Regions from separate parts of the Homo sapiens genome. Here region 2 is linked to region 1. Evidence: chromatin contacts called from ENCODE Hi-C or POLR2A ChIA-PET data. All regions are on one chromosome and are shown on one strand. Each heading gives the region's core, a stretch centred on a gene start or an enhancer-like site at or near the end of the contact. The rest is flanking DNA. Distances are from core to core; before and after follow the strand shown. Region 1 holds the start of FIS1 (fission, mitochondrial 1). Region 2 overlaps COL26A1 (collagen type XXVI alpha 1 chain).

Region 1 (3,255 bases), core at 140-2,639:
TGGGGGGAAGGGCATGGGCCTAGGTCTCACAAAACAGGAGCTTCTAGTCCCAATTCAGCCATTAACTGATTAGTTGGGTGACCTCAAGTCACTTTCCCAGATCAAGACAGTCCTGGGGGAACTGACATGCTACACTCTGTCTGGCAAAACAATGGTGGGCGGTAAGTAGCCAAAAGTTCACTGGGAGACGTCAAGCTAAGTATAGCCCTTGGTGCAGTAAATCTACCGGAGACAACTCAGAGGTGCCTGGACTACGGGGCCCACATCGCAGAGCAGCCCAGATGGCAGCGGGAAAGGGAGAGTACAGCGCCTCACCCTCGAGCAGCACGATGCCTTTACGGATGTCATCATTGTACTTGCTCCGCACCAGGCACCAGGCGTACTCAAACTGCGTGCTCTTGGACACCGAGCCTGCTGCCTTCTCAGACTGAAATTTCTTTTCAAACTTCTGCCACAGGGGAGGAAAGGAATCATTTAGAAATGTAGGGCGTCAACCATTCTCTATCTGGACATGCCATCTCCCTGGCTCTGCCCCTTTCCCTCGCAGGTCTCGGTATCTGGCACCCCAGCTTCTGCTATCTCCATGCCCGGGACCCAGGCTTTCGGCTCCTCCGGGCCTGCGGGCCAGCTCTTGGGACAGAGGCCCCCGGTCTCCCCTCCCCGCGGCGGTACCGAGCGGAGATGCCACCTGGTGGCAGCTCCAGGCACCGCTCCCGGAGCAGCTGACCCCGGCGGCCGAACAGTAAACACGCTGTCAGAACTGCTCAACAGCCCACGCGGTCCTCATTTGAGGCTGCTGGCCCCATCCTGCCCCACCCTGCCGGGCCTGGACCTTTTATTGTCCAGGAATAGAAGTAGTGCCTACCTCCTAGAGCTACAAAGACTGAGATCTGGCATGCGATGCCTTAGCACCGTGCCGGACGCAGTAATAGGTGACACCTTATGATGGTCACTGTATTCCTCCACCGCTGGAGGAGCGCCCTGAGCTCACAGCTCCTGCATGATCCCAGATCCCGTCAGTCTAACCACGGTCGGGCTCCAGGCCCGTAGTCTGAGGTGTGGGGGGCTCAGGACACTACAACTCCCAGGAGCCTCTGCGGCATAGCAGGCCCTCCGGGCAGGAGCCAGGCGCTGTGGAGGCTGCCGGGAGCCGTAGTTCGGCTTCCCTCGGCCAAGCCGATGCCGGGAGGAGGGTTCGGCCCCTACCTGACTCTCCTCAGGACCCGCCCTCCGACCTTCCCTTTCCCTCTGTCCGGGCCAGGCCTCACCAGCAGGTCCTCCACAGACACCAGCTCGTTCAGCACGGCCTCCATGGCCACTGCCCCCGCGAGCCTCACACTACAGTCTACTGTGCCACAGTCTCCATGGCCCAGTGGCAGGGGCGGAGAACCACTTCCGGCGTCCGGCGGATGCTGGCACGACCTGGCGACGCCCCGCCCCTTCCTCTCAGTTCAGCAGCGCCGGCGGGGCGCTAGTGCGCAGGCTCGGCCGGTCCCTCCAGCCCGCAGACTGCGCGCAGGGAGACCTTCCCCAGGTTGGTCTTCCCAGGTGCCTCAGCCGGTGCCTTCCTCTGTGGAGGCTTCCCTAGGGAAACTGGAGGCCATGTCTTGGCGGTTAGCCCCCAGGATGAAAACAGCAAAAAGAGGGTGGGTAGCTGACCAGAGATCACAGTACATTAGGGTGCCAAGCTGACGCCCCTCAGAAATCTAGGACCTTGGAGGCCACGTGACTATTCATCGCCTGCAACAAAATCTTAACTAGAACCGGGAGCCCGGCGCGTAGCTCACGTCCGAAGCCCAACAACTTGGGAGGCCGCGGCGGGAAGATCGCTGGAGGCCAGGAGTTCAAGACCAGCCTGAGCAACATAGCGAGACCCTATCTCTACAAAATTTTTAAAAAAATCAACCGGCGTGGTGGCGTGCACCTGTACTCCCAGCTACTGGGGCGGCTGAGGCAGGAGGATCGCTTGAGTCCGGGAGTTCGAGGCTGCAGTGAGTTATCGCGCCACTGCACTCCAGCTTGAGCGACAGAGACCTTGTCTCAAAAAACCCACCAACAGCAGCAAACTAGTATCGGGGTTTCTTGGGCCTCTGCTGACTCTCACAATGCAAGAGCAGAGGCAACTGGATCTGTAAACCACACAGCCACACAGGGGTAGTCATAGGAGACACTATCAACGGGAAGTTTTTCAAAAAGCAACGGCCCCATTATTGGCAGAGAAGGTCCAATTTTCAATATTATTTACATAAACCATTTTGGGAGTGCACCCCAGGCGGGAAACCTGCCACATGGGGTCACGGGCAATGGGGAGCTTAGCAGTGAGGAGCTATCAGAGCATGGGAAGGAGAAAGGTGTGGACACCTCTGGCTTCAGTTTCTGTGCAGTGAGGGGACTGGGTAAGTAGCAACTTTCAAATTCTTTTCCCCTTGAGTCACATTGGAGTGTAAGTTCCTTGAGGGCAGAGACTTACCTTGCTTATCCAGCATCTAGCACAGGGCTTGGCAGAGAGTGAGGGCTCAATAAATATTTGTTGAATAAACACGGAAAAAGCAAATTAATTGTAAACAAGGCACTGCACATGCAGGGGATAATCATCCAGACACCTTCCGCGTTTGCAAAGCCCCTTTAATTTTTATTATTTTTTAGAGACAGGGTCTCATTCTGTGGCCCAGGCTGGAGTGCATGCAGCGGCACAATCAGAGCTTACTGCAGCCTTGACCTCCTGAGCTCCTGTAATCCTCCTGCCTTAGTCTCCCAAGAAGCTGGGACTACAGGTGTGCACCACCACACCCAGGTTGTTTTTTGTTTTTTGTTTTTTTTTTCCGAGACAGTTTCTCGCTCTGTCACCCAGGCTGGAGCGCAGTGGCACAATCTCGGCTCACTGCAACCTCCGCCTCCTGGGTTCAAGCGATTCTCTTGCTTCAGCCTCCCAAGTAGCTGGGATTACAGGCGCCGGCCATCACACCCAGCTAATTTTTGTATTTTTAGCAGAGATGGGGTTTTACCATGTCAGCTAGGCTGGTCTGAAACTCTTGACCTCAGGTGATCAGACTGCCTCGGCCTCCCAAAGTGCTGGGATTACAGGCGTGAGCCACCGTGCCCAGCCAAGCCTCTAATATTTTTCTCCTCATAATAGTCTCGTGAGTTAGAAAGACAAGAGTTATTCTTCCCTATTTGGCGTGGATGGTTGAAATGACTGATACAGTAAGCTCTGTAAGCCTTGAGAGAATCCCCAGGTTGGGGAACTGGCTGCCC
Region 2 (3,647 bases), core at 466-2,965, 150 kb after region 1:
TGGATATTAACCCTTTATCAGATGTATGATTTGCACATTTTTTTTTTTTTTTTTTTTGAGATGGAGTCTCACTCTGAAGCCCATGCTAGAGTGCAGCGGCTCAGTCTTGGCTCACTGCAACCTCTGCCTCTGGGGCTCAAGCGATTCTCCTGCCTCAGCCTCCTGAGCAGCTGGGACTACAGGCATGCACCACCATGTCCAGCTATTTTTTTTGTATTTTATTTTATTTTTTGAGATGGAGTTTTTCTCTTGTTGCCCAGGCTGGAGTGCAATGGCGCGATCTTGGCTCACGGCAACCTCTGCTACCCGGGTTCAAGAAATTCTCGTGCCTCAGCCTCTCGAGTAGCTGATTACAGGCATGCGCCACCATGCCCAGCTAATTATGTACTTTTAGTAGAGACGAGGTTTCTCCATGTTGGGCAGGCTGGTCTCGAACTCCCAACCTCAGGTGATCCGCCCATCTCGGCCTCCCAAAGTGCTGGGATTACAGGCGTGAGCCACCGCGTCTGGCAATTTTTTGTATTTTAGTAGAGATGGGGTTTCACCGTGTTGCCCAGGTGGTCTTGAACTCCAGAGCCCAGGAGATTTCCCCACCTCTTCTTGTATTCTGTGAGTTGCCTTTTCACTCTGTTGATTGGATCTTTCGATGCACAGAAATTTTTACTTTTGATGTAACTTAATTTATTGATATCTCTTTTTTTCTCCTGTTGGCTGGGCTTTTTTTGGGTGTCATAGCCAAGAAATCATTGCCAATCTAGTGTCATGAAGCTTTTAAGAGTTTTAGACCTTTTAGGTCTCATGTTAAGGGTTTTTTTTTTTTTTTTTTTTTTTTTTTGAGACAAAGTCTCATTCTGTCATCCAGGCTAGGGTGCAGTGGCACAATCTCAGCTCGCTGCAACCTGCCTTCTGGGTTCAAGCGATTCTCCTGCCTCAGCCTCCCGAGTAGCTGGAATTACAGGTGTGTGCCACCTGTAATGGGGTTTCACCGTGTTGGCCAGGCTGGTCTTGAACTCCTGACCTCAAGCGATCTGCCCGCCTCGGCCTCTCAATGTGCTAGGATTACAGATGTGAGGCACTGAGCCTGGCTTTAGTTTTGTTTTGGTGAGACAGGGTCTTGCTCTGTTGTTCAGGCTGGAGGGCAGTAGTGCAATCATAGCTCACTGCAGCCTCAAACTCCTGGGCTCAAGCCATCCACCCACCTCTGCCTCCTGAGTAGCTGGGACTACAGGCATGCACTACCATGCCTGGCTACTTTTTAAATTTTTTGAGAAATGGGATCTTGCTATATTGTCCAGGCTGGTCTCAAACTCTTGGCCTCAAGTAATCCTCCAGCCTCAGGCTCTCAAAGCATTCAGATTACAGATGTGAGCCACCATGCCTGGCCTGGAGCCACTTTTAAAGAAGCCACCAGCTTTAGGGCATGGAAGTGGATGGAGAAGGGAGATATTTCTAAAAATTTCTTGGAAATATCTGGTGAGGTCTCAGGGATTCCGAGGCTGGGAAGCTCAGTGGGCTGTGCAACCGGTCCAGGCTGTGTGGGGAGGGGGCCTTGCCTGTGGGCCTCCCGGGGACCTCAGAATTCTTTGCTCCTCTCTCCTCCCACTGTGGCTTTAGAGATCCTTTCCCTCTCTAGGTCTACTCTTTGGCCTGTGCCCTTTGCCTCTGGCCTGACCTGCTAACCAAAGCCTTCTGTTCTGAGGTCAGCCGCTGCCTGGCTGTGGTAACAGGAGCCTCAGGGGAACAGAGCAGCGGAAGGAAAGGGGGATGGGGAGGGCCCCAGCCCTTGAAGCTGAGCAGATGGCAAAGAAAAACATGGCCTGTTTGCCTCTCTGGGGTGTCCGGTTCTGGGGGCAAGGCAGGAGTTTCTCTGGTCTCAGTTTATTCACACATGACTGTGCGTGGGAGCATATAGGGGGGTGTGGGTCACCCCCTTTTTGCTGGAAGCATCCGGGCCTGGCCGGGATTCTATTTTTTTTATTTTTTTTAAAAAGTGTTCCTGGGGCCTGATTGTATCTGATCTGTGAATTCATCTTGGGCAAGGGCTGTGATATACTCCTGGGCCCGTATCCTAGGACCTAGAGAAGGTCCTATTGGATGACAGCTGGAGCCAGGAAATTTCAGAAGCAAACTAGAGTCTTCATGTTTCTCATTTAGTCCTTCTAGGTCTTCTCTATGGTTCTCTGGAAGGAGACATTGATCTCTGCATTTGGACCCTATTTTTATTATTATTTATTTTTGAGACGGAGTCTCACTCTTCTGCCCAGGCTGGAGTGCAGTGGCACGATCTCAGCTCACTGCAACCTCCACCTCCCAGGTTCAAAGAGATTCTCCTGCCTCCCGAGTAGCTGGGACTACAGGCGTGTGCCACCACGCCCGGCTAATTTTTCTATTTTTAGTAGAGACGGGGTATCACCATGTCAGTCAGGCTGGTCTCAAACTCCTGACCTCAAATGATCTGCCCACCTCGGTCTTCCAAAGTGCTGGGGTTATAGGCATGAGCCACCATGCCAAGCCTTTCTTTTCTTTTCTTTTCTTTTCTTTTCTTTTCTTTTTTTTCTGTAGAGATGTGGTCTTGCTATGTTGCTCAGGCTGATCTTGAATTCCTGGTCTCAAGTGATCCTCCCGCCTCAGCTTCCTAAAGTGCTGGGATTACAGGCATGAGCCACAGCACCTGGCCTGGAAGTGCATTCTCAGAGTCCAGCAGGGCAGTGTGTGTTCTTCGAGGCAGGGAAGTGTATGGGCCTGAGACATCAGTGGATGCAAATGGCTAAGGAAAGAGGTCATTCTGGCAGAGGAGGGAGAAGTTGCTAGAGATTTCACTGCAGAGGTGTGACGGGGCTGGGCCGTGAGGGTGGCGGGTGCACAGGCAGGAGGGTTACTCCAGGTTGCAGGAAAACAGCAGGAGTGAAGGTACATGAGGGCCATGAGTCTGGCCTGTTGGGGCAGTGTGCATCTACCTCCTGCCCCCCAGCTATAGGCACCGGTTCCTTTTTCCATCTGTTGTTATGAGCAGGTGCCTTCCGTACCAGCTAGGGAACAAGTATCCAACAACCAGGCTTTTTTTTTTTTTTTTTTTTTTAAGATGGAGTCTCACTCTGTCATCTAGGCTGGACTGTAGTGGTGCCATCTCAGCTCACTGCAACCTCCGCCTCCCGGGTTCAAGCAATTCTCCTGCCTCAGCCTCCTGAGTAGCTAGGATTACTGGTGCCCACCACCATACCTGGCTAATTTTTGTATTTTTAGTAGAGATGGGGTTTCACCACATTGGCCAGGCTAGTGTCAAACTCCTGACCTCGAGTGATCCACCCGCCTCAGCCTCCCAAAGTGCTGGGACTACAGGGATGAGCCATTGCACCTGGCCAAAAACCAGGCTTTTTGGTGATGGCTGGGAACCCAGAAAGGGTGACAGTCATTTGTGATCCAATTCCTAGTTGTCTGAAATGTGCCTCCCTCCACCGCATGGCCTCACCACTGATAGCTTGGTCACCTATCAGCTGTGTGGTCTGGGCTTGCCACGGGTGGGACGCAGGAGAGTGGCCCTCAAAGATAGGTAAGTCCTAATCCCTGCAACCTGTGAATATGCTACTTTACATGGTAAAAGGGACTGTTCAGATGTAAACAAAATAAGGATCTTTTTTACATTTTCA

What was found. Hi-C counts contacts between places; a loop is a spot of excess contacts on that map. ChIA-PET counts read pairs that join two places held with the same protein, here RNA polymerase II (POLR2A). Pooled maps may share reads with other maps.
Region 2: a loop to region 1 is called in a pooled map, with 2.8 times the contacts of the local background. The contact joins the enhancer-like site here to the promoter of FIS1 in region 1. A Hi-C loop is called at or near these places in 3 of 50 pooled maps. POLR2A ChIA-PET finds 5 or more read pairs at or near these places in 5 of 52 experiments (GM12878, T-cell, activated CD4-positive, alpha-beta memory T cell and 1 more).

The regions. Positions count from the first base shown.
Region 1 is chr7:101,243,692-101,246,946 of GRCh38, forward strand. FIS1 (fission, mitochondrial 1) reads right to left here and starts at 1,390. Exons shown (of 5, transcript NM_016068.3): 1 at 1,269-1,390; 2 at 316-448. The coding sequence starts at 1,313. RefSeq lists enhancers at 1,034-1,083, 1,174-1,413.
Region 2 is chr7:101,389,341-101,392,987 of GRCh38, forward strand. All of the region lies in intron 1 of COL26A1 (collagen type XXVI alpha 1 chain), which reads left to right. Among named protein-coding and RNA genes, the nearest start is that of COL26A1, 28 kb to the left of the region's middle. RefSeq lists enhancers at 1,608-1,902, 1,866-1,985. Within about 2 kb of position 1,716, at least 4 of the 41 ENCODE cell types and tissues checked have a DNase peak (open chromatin) inside an H3K27ac peak, as active enhancers do; they include GM12878, where a contact is called at or near this core.